Regions from separate parts of the Homo sapiens genome. Here region 1 is linked to region 2. Evidence: read pairs that join two places in POLR2A ChIA-PET (ENCODE). Cell type or tissue: Caco-2. All regions are shown on one strand. Each heading gives the region's core, and the rest is flanking DNA. Links, peaks and the distances in the headings are about the cores only.

Region 1 (5,369 bases), core at 236-5,235, 510 kb after region 2:
CATTGTGCTTAACAAAACCAGTCATTTTAAAATCCCATCTACCAAGGCTTTTATTGAAATTGGACTCATTTCTATCTTCCCTGATTTTTTTTTTTTTAATTTTTGTGAGTACCAAGTAGGTATATATATTTCTGGGATACATGAGATGTTTTGCTACGGAATCTTCCCTGATGTTTATCAGTTGTTTTTTCCAAACTAATCAGAAGGCATTGTATTTTTTTCTTTTTTTTTTTTTGAGATGGAGTTTCACTCTTGTTGCCCAGGCTGGAGTGCAATGGCACAATCTCAGCTCACTGTAACCTCCACCTCCTGGGTTCAAGCGATTCTCCTGCCTCAGCCTCCCAAGTAGCTGGGATTACAGGCATGTGCCACCACGCCTGGCTAATTTTGTATTTTTAATAAAGACGAGGTTTCTCCATGTTGGTCAGGCTGGTCTCAAACTCCTGACCTCAGGTGATCCGCCCACCTCGGCCTCCCAAAGTGCTGGAATTACAGGCGGGAGCCATCATGCCTGGCCTGTTTTCTTTTCTTTTGAGAAAGGGTCTTGCCCTGTCACCCAGGCTGGAGTGCAGTGGCAGGATCATAGATCACTGCAGCATTGAACTCCTGGGCTCAAGACATCCTCCCACCTCAGCCTTCTGAGTAGCCAGGACTATATGTGCATGCCACCATGCCCGGCTAGTTTTCTTTTCTTTTTTTTCCTGAGACAGAGTCTCACTCTGTCACCCAGGCTGGAGTGCAGTGGCGTGATCTTGGCTCACTGCACCCTCCCAGGTTCAAGTGATTCTCCCTGCCTCAGCTTCTCAGGTAGCTGAGATTACAGGTGCCTACCACCACGCCCAGCTGATTTTTTTTTTTTTTTTGAGATGGAGTCTTGCTCTTGTTGCCCAGGCTGGAGTGCAGTGGCACAATCTTGGCTCATTGCAACCTCTACCTCCTGGATTCAAGCAATTCTCCTGCCTCAGCCTCCCAAGTAGCTGGGATTAAAGATGCATGCCACCACGTTGGGCTAATTTTTGTGTTTTTAGTAGAAACAGGGTTTCACCATGTTGGCCAGGCTGGTCTGGAACTCCTGACCTCATGATCTGCCCACCTCAGCCTCCCAAAGTGTTAGGATTAGAGGCGTGAGCCACCACGCCCGGCCTGATTTTGTATTTTTAGTAGAGATGGGGTTTCACCATGTTGGCCAGGCTGGTCTTGAACTCCTGACCTCAGGTGATCCGCCCACTTCGGCCTCCCAGAGTACTGGGATTACGGGCGTGAGCCACTGTGCCCAGCCTGCCAGCTAGTTTTTTTAGATTTTTTTTTTTTTTTTTAAGAGAGACAGAATCTCCCTGTGTTTCCCAGGCTGGTCTCGAACTCCTGGCCTCAGGAGATCCTCCCACTTTGGACTCCCAAAATGCTGGGATTACAGGTATGAGCCACCACACCCAGCATTGTTTTTTCTTCTTTTTTAGATGGAGTCTCGCTCTGTCACCCAGGTTGGAGTGCAGTGGTGCAATTTTGGCTCACTGCAACCTCTGCCTCCCAGCTTCAAGCGATTCTCCTGCCTCAGCCTCCCGAATAGCTGGGACTACAGGCGCGTGCCACCACACCCGGCTAAGTTTTTGTATTTTTAGTAGAGATGGCGTTTCACCATGTTGGCCAGGATGGTCTCGATCTTCTGACCTCATGATCCGCCCATCTTGGCCTCCCAAAGTCCTAGGATTACAGGCATGACCCACCGCACCCAGCCACCTTTTTAAAAAATATATATACAGAGATAGGGTCTCACTCTTTCACCCAAGCTGGAATGCAGTGGCACAATCACAGCTCACAGCAGCCCAAAGTCCTGGGCTCAAGGGATCCTCCCATCTTAGCCTCCCAAGTAGGTAGGAATACAGGCGCCCACCACCGGATCTAGCCAATTTTTTTTTTTTTTTTTTTTGAGACAGGGTCTCACTCTGCTGCCCAGACTGGAGTGCAGTGGGGCAATCTCAGCTCAGTGCAGCATCAACCTCCTGGGCTCAAGCAATCCTCCCACCTCAGCCCATTTTTTTTTTAAGTATTTTATAGTGACAGAGTGTCACTGTGTTGTTGCCCAGGCTGGTCTCAAACTGCTGGCCTCAAGTGATCCACCTGCCTCAGCCTCCCAAAGTGCTGGGATTGCGGGTATGAGCCACCTTTTCCTGCCCAAAACCCATTGAGACAGTTGCTTGGAAGATTTTTAAATGGTTTAGCAAATTCTGTTTTATAGATTTTTTTTTCTTTTTATGGAGACAGAGACCCACTCTGTAGCCCAGGCTGGAGTACAGTGACACAATCTCAGCTTACTGCCAAGTGATTCTTGTGCCTCAGCCTTCTGAGTAGTTGGGATTACAGGCAAGCACCACCGCCCCCAGCTAATTATTGTATTTTTAGTAGAGATGGGGTTTCGCCATGTTGGCCAGGCTGGTCTTGAACTCCTGGCCTCAAATGATCCACCAGCTTTGGCCTCCAGAAGTGCTGGGATTACAGGTGTGAGTCACCGCGCCCAGCCTAGATTTTTAAATGTGAGAATCAGATGTTTTGTTTTATTTATTTATTTATTTATTTATTTATTTATTTATTTAGACAGAGTCTCACTCTATCACCCAGGCTGGAGTGCAGTGGCACGATCTCGGCTCATTGCAAGCTCCACCTCCCAGGTGCACACCATTCTCCTGCCTCAGCCTCCCGGGTAGCTGGGACTACAGGCGCCCGCCACCATGCCCGGCTAACTTTTTGTATTTTTAGTAGAGACAGGGTTTCACCGTGTTAGCCAGGATGGTCTCGATCTCCTGAGCTCGTGATCCACCCACCTCGGCTCCCCAAAGTGCTGGGATTATAGGCATGAGCCGCCGCACCCGGCCCGTTTTGTTTTATTTTTAAAGATGGTTCACATACCTTTATTAGAAACAAAGTCATTAAAGATCAAAACATTTCCAAACATGTGTCTTCAAAATATGCTCTTTATGGCATGAGCTTCTCTTGATTAGTGGTGATTTTTTTCACCCCTTGGCCAGCTGACTCCTTCTCAACACTGGATTCTCACCGAACCATAAGAGTTTGTACCTGTAATACTCATTTGTGTGTGAAGCACTAGGATTATTTGTAACTGTAATCTTGCTCATTCACAAGAATATGGTTAAGCCCCTTGTCCACTTTGGAGAGTTAGGAAAAATTATATCTAGATAGCATAATCTGTAAATCCACTTATCTGGACATACGTAAACTGTATAGAGACTAGGTGTGGTCTCTCACCTGTGATCCCAACACTGGGAGGCCAAGGCAGGAGGATCGATTGAGGCCAGGAGTTCAAGACCAGCCTGGGCAACACAGCAAAACTATTAGTAAATAAATAAAATAATGATAATAATAAAAACTGTGTAGAACACTGAAAAGCAAACATGGCGCAGGACACTGAAAGAAAACACACAACCCCTCCAAATACGAAGCTCCTGACCCCTTACCCAGTTACCTCACCTGTCTTACATAACCCAAGATGTCTAACAGATGCCCAGTGTCAATCCACTTACTAAATATTAATAAAGCTTACTTGTTTTTCTTCTTTTAGATAATATAATACACTTAAATTATAATGTGTTTTTTCAGCACCTCTATGATCAATTTTTTTTTTTTTTTTTTAGATGGAGTCTTGCTCTGTCACCCAGGCTGGAGTGCAGTGGTGCAATCTCGGCTCACTGCAACCTCTGCCTCCCGGATTCAAGCGATTCTCCTGCCTCAGCCTCCTGAGTAGTTGGGATGACAGGCGCCCACCACCATGCCCGGCTAATTTTTGCATTTTCAGTTGAGACAGGGTTTCGCCATGTTGGTCAGGCTGGTCTCGAACTGCTGACCTCAGGTGATCTGCCCACCTCAACCTCCCAAAGTGCTGGGATTACAGGCGTAAGCCACTGCACGCAGCTCTTTTTTTTTTTTTTTTTTTTTTTTTTTGAGACAGAGTCTCACTTTCTTATCCACGCTGAAGTGCAGTGGTATAATCATCCCTCATTGCAGCCTCCACCTCCTGGGCTCAACTGATCCTCCCACCTCAGGCTCCTGAGTAGCTAGGACCACAGGCATGCACCACCACACCCAGCTAATTTTTTTTTTTAATTTTTAGTAGAGATGAAGTGTCACTATGTTGCTCAGACTGGTCTCAAACTCCTGGGCTGAAGCGATTCACCTGCCTCAGCCTCCCAAAGTGCTGAGATTAAAGGTGTGAGTCCCCATGCCTGACCTTTGTAATCATCTTGTACCTGAGGCACACCTTTCTTTTTTGGCCGGGGCGGGGGGGTGGGGGGCGGAGAGTCTTGCTCTGTCACCCAGGCTGGAGTGCAGTGGGGCCATCTCAGCTCACTGCCACTTCTGCCTCCTTGGTTCAAACAATTCTGCTGCCTCAGTATCCCAAGTACCTGGGATTACAGGCACACACCACCATGCCTGGCTAATTTTTATATTTTTTAAGTAGAGATGGGGTTTCATCCTGTTGGCCAGGCTGGTCTTGAACTCCTGACCCCAAGTGATCCGCCCACCTTGGCCTCCCAAAGTGCTGAGATTACAGGCATGAGCCACCATGCCTGGCCAAGGCACACCTTTCTTTGGAGACCACCGGCCCAGGATAAACCTAGAAGAGTGTTAGACTGAAGGGCAGGTACCTTATTGGGTACTAAATTGCTCTCCCAAGGTTTGCCCCAGTTTTATACCCCACCCTTTTCTTTGCATTTTTACTAGAATTTGGTTTTAATACACATTAATTTTTGCAGATCAAAAGTTATGAAGTGGCATTTAATTATTGTTAAATTGGTATTTTCCTAATTATTAGTGAGTCGTAGCATGCTTTATGTTTATCAGCCCTTAAAATGTCTCATGTTTGTATTGCCCGTATTTTTCTTTTGTGTTATTTGTCTTTTCCACATTGATTTTTAAGAATCTACTTTTTCTTTTCCATTTCATTAATTTCTATCCTTTGCTATTTCTGACTGTCTACAGCCTTTGGGCTCACTGTTTTGTTCATTTTTCTGACTTCTCAAGTTGAACACTTAGCTAATTCATTTTCAATTATTCTTATTTTCTCTTTCTTACTTCCTTATTTTCTTTTTCTTTCTTTCTTTTTTTTTTTTTTTCTTTTTAAGCAACAGAGTCTTGCTGTGTTGCCCAGGCTGGTCTCGAACTCCTGGTCTCAAACAGTCTGCCTGCCTCGGCCTCCCAAAGTGCTGGGGTTACAGGCATAAGCTACCACTCCTGGCCTAAATTTAACTTTTAGATTTGGGGGTACATGTGCAAGTTTGTCACAAGGGTATATTGTGCAATGCTGCAATTTGGGCTTGTCGGTGGGGGGTGGGCAGGGTGGGCTGGGGCAGAGTCTC
Region 2 (5,359 bases), core at 360-5,359:
GAGACTCCACTGGGGAGGCTGGAGCTGGGGGTGGTGTTGAGCCCAGCCTTGAGCATCTCCTTGACATCCAAGGCCTGCCCAAAAGACAAGCAGGTGCAGGCAGCAGCAGTCCAGAGGCCCCCCTGAGATCTGAGGATAGCACCTGCCTCCCTCCCAGCCCTGGCCTCATCACTGTGCGGCTCAAATTCCTCAATGATACCGAGGAGCTGGCTGTGGCTAGGCCAGAGGATACCGTGGGTGCCCTGAAGAGGTGAGTGGCCTGGGAAGTGGGAAGCTGCTTGTGCTCATCCCCCAGCCCTTGGTTGCCTCTAAGGAGGCTGGTGCAGACATGGGAGCTGCAGCAAAGTGTAAGATCCAGCCCCTACCAAGGGCAGGTAGATACTTTCTTAGAAATACACCCTTCAGGCCGGGTGCAGTGGCTCCCGGGACTTTGGGAGGCCGAGGCGGGTGCATCACGAGGTTAGGAGTTCGAGACCAGCCTGACCAACATGGTGAAACCCCATCTCTACTAAACATACAAAAATCAGCCGGGCGTGGTGGCGCACGCCTGCAATCCCAGCTACTCAGGAGGCTGAGGCAGGAGAATCGCTTGAACCCAGGAGGTGGAGGTTGCAGTGAGCCGAGATTGCGCCACTGCACTCCAGCCTGGGCGACAGAGTGAGACTCCATCTAAAAAAACAAAACAAACAAATACACCCCTCATTAGTTAAGGATAAAGATGAGGGGGGCCTGTCGCGGTGGCTCACGCCTGTAATCCCAGCACTTTGGGAGGCCAAGGCGGGCAGATCACAAGGTCAAGATATCAAGACCATCCTGGCCAGCATGGTGAAACCCTGTCTCTACTAAAAAAAAAAATACAAAAATTAGCTGGGCATGGTGGCGCACTCCTGTAGTCCCAGCTACTCGGGAGGGTGAGGCAGGAGAATTGCTTGAACCCGGGAGGCAGAGGTTGCAGTGAGCCGAGATCGCGCCACTGCACTCCAGCCTGGCAACAGAGTGAGACTCCGTCTCAAAAAAAAAAAAAAAAAAAAAAGGATAAAGATGAGGGAAAAAAAAATCCACCCTCCAGTTTTTCCCCACTCCCCTGCTTTGTTGGTCCAGGCCTGTTTGCCTTCTCATTCCTCACCCTCTATCTTTTCTTCCATGTCTTTCATCCTTACAGCAAATACTTCCCTGGACAAGAAAGCCAGATGAAACTGATCTACCAGGGCCGCCTGCTACAAGACCCAGCCCGCACACTGCGTTCTCTGAACATTACCGACAACTGTGTGATTCACTGCCACCGCTCACCCCCAGGGTCAGCTGTTCCAGGCCCCTCAGCCTCCTTGGCCCCCTCGGCCACTGAGCCACCCAGCCTTGGTGTCAATGTGGGCAGCCTCATGGTGCCTGTCTTTGTGGTGCTGTTGGGTGTGGTCTGGTACTTCCGAATCAATTACCGCCAATTCTTCACAGCACCTGCCACTGTCTCCCTGGTGGGAGTCACCGTCTTCTTCAGCTTCCTAGTATTTGGGATGTATGGACGATAAGGACATAGGAAGAAAATGAAAGGCATGGTCTTTCTCCTTTACGGCCTCCCCACTTTTCCTGGCCAGAGCTGGGCCCAAGGGCCGGGGAGGGAGGGGTGGAAAGGATGTGATGGAAATCTCCTCCATAGGACACAGGAGGCAAGTATGCGGCCTCCCCTTCTCATCCACAGGAGTACAGATGTCCCTCCCGTGCGAGCACAACTCAGGTAGAAATGAGGATGTCATCTTCCTTCACTTTTAGGGTCCTCTGAAGGAGTTCAAAGCTGCTGGCCAAGCTCAGTGGGGAGCCTGGGCTCTGAGATTCCCTCCCACCTGTGGTTCTGACTCTTCCCAGTGTCCTGCATGTCTGCCCCCAGCACCCAGGGCTGCCTGCAAGGGCAGCTCAGCATGGCCCCAGCACAACTCCGTAGGGAGCCTGGAGTATCCTTCCATTTCTCAGCCAAATACTCATCTTTTGAGACTGAAATCACACTGGCGGGAATGAAGATTGTGCCAGCCTTCTCTTATGGGCACCTAGCCGCCTTCACCTTCTTCCTCTACCCCTTAGCAGGAATAGGGTGTCCTCCCTTCTTTCAAAGCACTTTGCTTGCATTTTATTTTATTTTTTTAAGAGTCCTTCATAGAGCTCAGTCAGGAAGGGGATGGGGCACCAAGCCAAGCCCCCAGCATTGGGAGCGGCCAGGCCACAGCTGCTGCTCCCGTAGTCCTCAGGCTGTAAGCAAGAGACAGCACTGGCCCTTGGCCAGCGTCCTACCCTGCCCAACTCCAAGGACTGGGTATGGATTGCTGGGCCCTAGGCTCTTGCTTCTGGGGCTATTGGAGGGTCAGTGTCTGTGACTGAATAAAGTTCCATTTTGTGGTCCTGCAGCCTCTTTCTGTGACAGAGAATGGCTTTGCGCTGCCCCCAGGAAAATGGTAATGAGAGTAGGTAGGCCGGGGCTACCAACGGGAGATGCAGTTTATTTACACCAGCAGCCATGGGGGCAGAGGGAATACACAGCGTTTACAAAGTTAGCTACCTGTACAGAATGGATTACATATGCAAAAATAAAAATCTCAAGACCACAGGACAGCGTGAGCCCCACCCCCCTCCCCCAATGACCCCAGCATGCGGTAATGCCAGGCGGGTGGCCCCTGGGCATGCGGGGGGGAGTGATGCATGGAAGGAAAAGCCACCGGCCATGGAAATTAGTACAGAACCCCCCCACACACACTCAGACACAGGATACAGGGTGGACGACACCTAGCCGGGGTGGGAAGGATGGGAATTGAAACCCACACAGCCTGCTGTTAGAGGGAGGGGAGTGGGGAGCTCCTAGCCCCTGTTCAACTACATGGTAGGGGGGGCACTCTCTCCCCAGAAGGAAAAGGGTTTGTTCCCTCAGGGTCCCTGCTGGACCAAGCCCATCTCTTACCCAGCCTGGGCAGGGGGCTCTGCCCTGAGGGCGGGCCAAGGAACAATGGGGAAGTTTATGTGGACAAACCAGTTCCCAAGCTACTTCCCACTTCTCCCTCCTCCAACCAGAAGGGGGGAAAAGGGAGAGGCCACAGGGCAAAGAGTGTATTAGGGCCTGAGCTGCAGCTGCCTCTCAGAAGGGAGAGTGGCCCACAGCCTTCCTCCCTTCACCTTCAGCCCACTCCCCAGACTGCATCTGGAAGCGGCTAGAGGCCTGCTGAGATCCTCCTCTCCCTCTGGCCTCCTCTCGGAGGGAGACTACGGAGGGCCAAGAATAGAGAAGCCCAGGCCCCGGGATTTATTCTAACTCCTGCCAAAATCTGTTTGGCTTTTTAAAAAATAATCACAATTTGTGGGTTAAAAACCAATTTGCAACCAGGCATGAGCCACAATCAGAACCACCCCAGCGGGAGAGCGGAGTTCCAGACAGGGCATTGCAGCCCCATCTCTGTTGTTCCCTTAACCCTCTAGGGTCCCTAACCCGATCAGTCCAACCAGTCCTGGGTACTAACTACCCAAATGTGGGATGGCTCCTCTTGGGAAGAGGGTAGGGGACATGTCCAGCAAGTGCCAGAGAACTTGGCTCAGGGTCACCTCCACCCATGTCAGTCAGCTCTGCTCCCAGCCCAGGTCGCGGTCCTCCAGCTTGGCTCCTGGGAGTGGTGGTGCCCGCATGGAGGGGGGACGGTACATCTCTTTAGGATGTAGACCAGGCAGGTGGGCACACTGGCATGACAGTCCCACAGAGGGGCAGTGACACCCCTTCCCCTCCACTGACAACCTGGGGCACAGAGGCCACCCTCTCTTCCCACCCAACTCCTAGCAAAGGGGGAGAGGCACAAGATTAGGATTTTCCTCAGAGCCCCAAACCACAAGTACAGAATAAATAACTTAAAAGCGCTAAGGAAGGGAAACAGGGCACGCTTTGGAGGCAGGAGCGCTGAGAGGAACTGAAGCCAGTCAAGGTGAAGGGGGTGGAAGCAGCAGTTGGGAACCTGGGCTGCCCCGGTAGGGCAGTGGGGCAGGGTGGGCAGGAGGAACACGGGGCCACCCCAGGAGGGTGAGGCTGGGTCCCTTCCTGGGGCAGGGAATGAGGTAAGAAAACATTTCAAATAAAGCAGCACCGTTCCCTCTCACCTTGGGGCCCCACTCCTCACCAGCCCTGGGTCAGGGAGGAGAGGCAGGGGGAGGAATTCTGACACTTCTCCCTCTTCCTACCCTCCCTTTCCCATTCCTTGAAGCTGTAGAGGCTGGAGGCCCTTTCCTGGCACCCAACAAAAGGACAGCTCCTGCTGCCAAGGAGGCCCATGGGGACTGAGGGGAAAGGGCTGCCCCTGTGAGGGGCAGGGAAGGTGGCGGCAGTTCTGGACGCCCACCTCAGCAGACAGCACTCTGTGCCTGCCTACCCCTGGGACTGGGGGCATTTGATAAGATTCTGCACACAGACAGGACATGCCCAGCCTTGCCCCTCAGCTCCAAGCACCGGACCCATTCACATTGCTGAGGGCGGCCGAGGCAGGCCCCCTCCAGGCTCAGCTTCCAACCCACAGCCTCCCGGGTCGCCACATTGCCCCTCAGCAGGGCTTAGTCCAGTTCCTGGGGTGGGGGGCAGGCAGTGCCCTGGCACAGTGCCCAGGTCAGGCCCCTGGCCTAGCTGGACATCCAGTAACTCACAGAATAAATAGGAAAACCGCCTCCCCACCAAACTTATGTCCAAGGCATAATATGTCCAGGTCTGAGTCCTGCACGCCGAGGAGTCGTGCTCCATTGCAGAGGACTTTGACACCCCCCAGGGGCGCATAATCGGATCCTCTGCCTGCCTGGCCCACCAAGCTTCCCAAGCCCCAACCCCCAGCAGCCGTCCATTTGCCAGGCTATGCCACCTGGGTGGGGGTCAGGAGAGAGGGCTCTGCTCAGCCAAAGGCTATCCCTTGCACCCAAGTCAGTTGATGTCATCATAGATGCTGGGCGTCGGGGGTGCCGGTGGCTTTGGCTTCTTCTTCTTGTTGGAACCTAGGCCGGAGGCAGTCCCTACCAGGCTCAGATGGGATTTCTTTTTCTTGGTTTTCCGTGACTCAGAGCTGTTGGTACCTGTAGAGAAAGAGACACAAGGGATGAGAGTATGGTTATGGCAGGAGAGGTGGCACCCCCATGGCTTTGGGCACAGAGCCCCTAGGGCCCAACTGCATCACGTACCTAGACCCCATCCCTGATTTTCACTCGTCTTGGAGGAGCCTGAATCAGAGGGTGAGAGGTCAGAGGAGCCGTCCCACTGAAGCCGGCTGATCAGGGCCTGGCTGTCAGTCATGTCAAAGCTGTCATTATCCAGGGAGCTCTCGACCTCTGGAAGGACACTGGAAAGGGGATGAGCCAAAGA

Evidence for each region. ChIA-PET counts read pairs that join two places held together with the same protein. Peaks named below come from ENCODE experiments on the same cell type or tissue, not always from the same donor. Only the 100,000 strongest peaks of a DNase experiment are listed, where the experiment ranks them.
Region 1: POLR2A ChIA-PET joins it to region 2 with 5 read pairs; 3 of 35 experiments call an interaction of 5 or more read pairs at or near these places.

Annotation. Positions count from the first base shown.
Region 1 is chr17:44,697,921-44,703,289 of GRCh38, forward strand. No RefSeq gene overlaps it. Among named protein-coding and RNA genes, the nearest start is that of DBF4B, 8.1 kb to the right of the region's middle. In Caco-2, for the core only: no CTCF peak of the experiment used is centred there; no DNase peak of the experiment used is centred there.
Region 2 is chr17:44,189,339-44,194,697 of GRCh38, forward strand. It overlaps TMUB2 (transmembrane and ubiquitin like domain containing 2), which reads left to right. Exons shown (of 4, transcript NM_001076674.3): 3 at 1-250; 4 at 1,163-2,591. The coding sequence ends at 1,526. ATXN7L3 (ataxin 7 like 3) reads right to left here. Exons shown (of 13, transcript NM_001382309.1): 12 at 5,179-5,336; 13 at 2,467-5,073. The coding sequence ends at 4,925. Among named protein-coding and RNA genes, the nearest start is that of TMUB2, 5.0 kb to the left of the region's middle. In Caco-2, for the core only: no CTCF peak of the experiment used is centred there; a DNase peak (open chromatin) is centred at 3,043.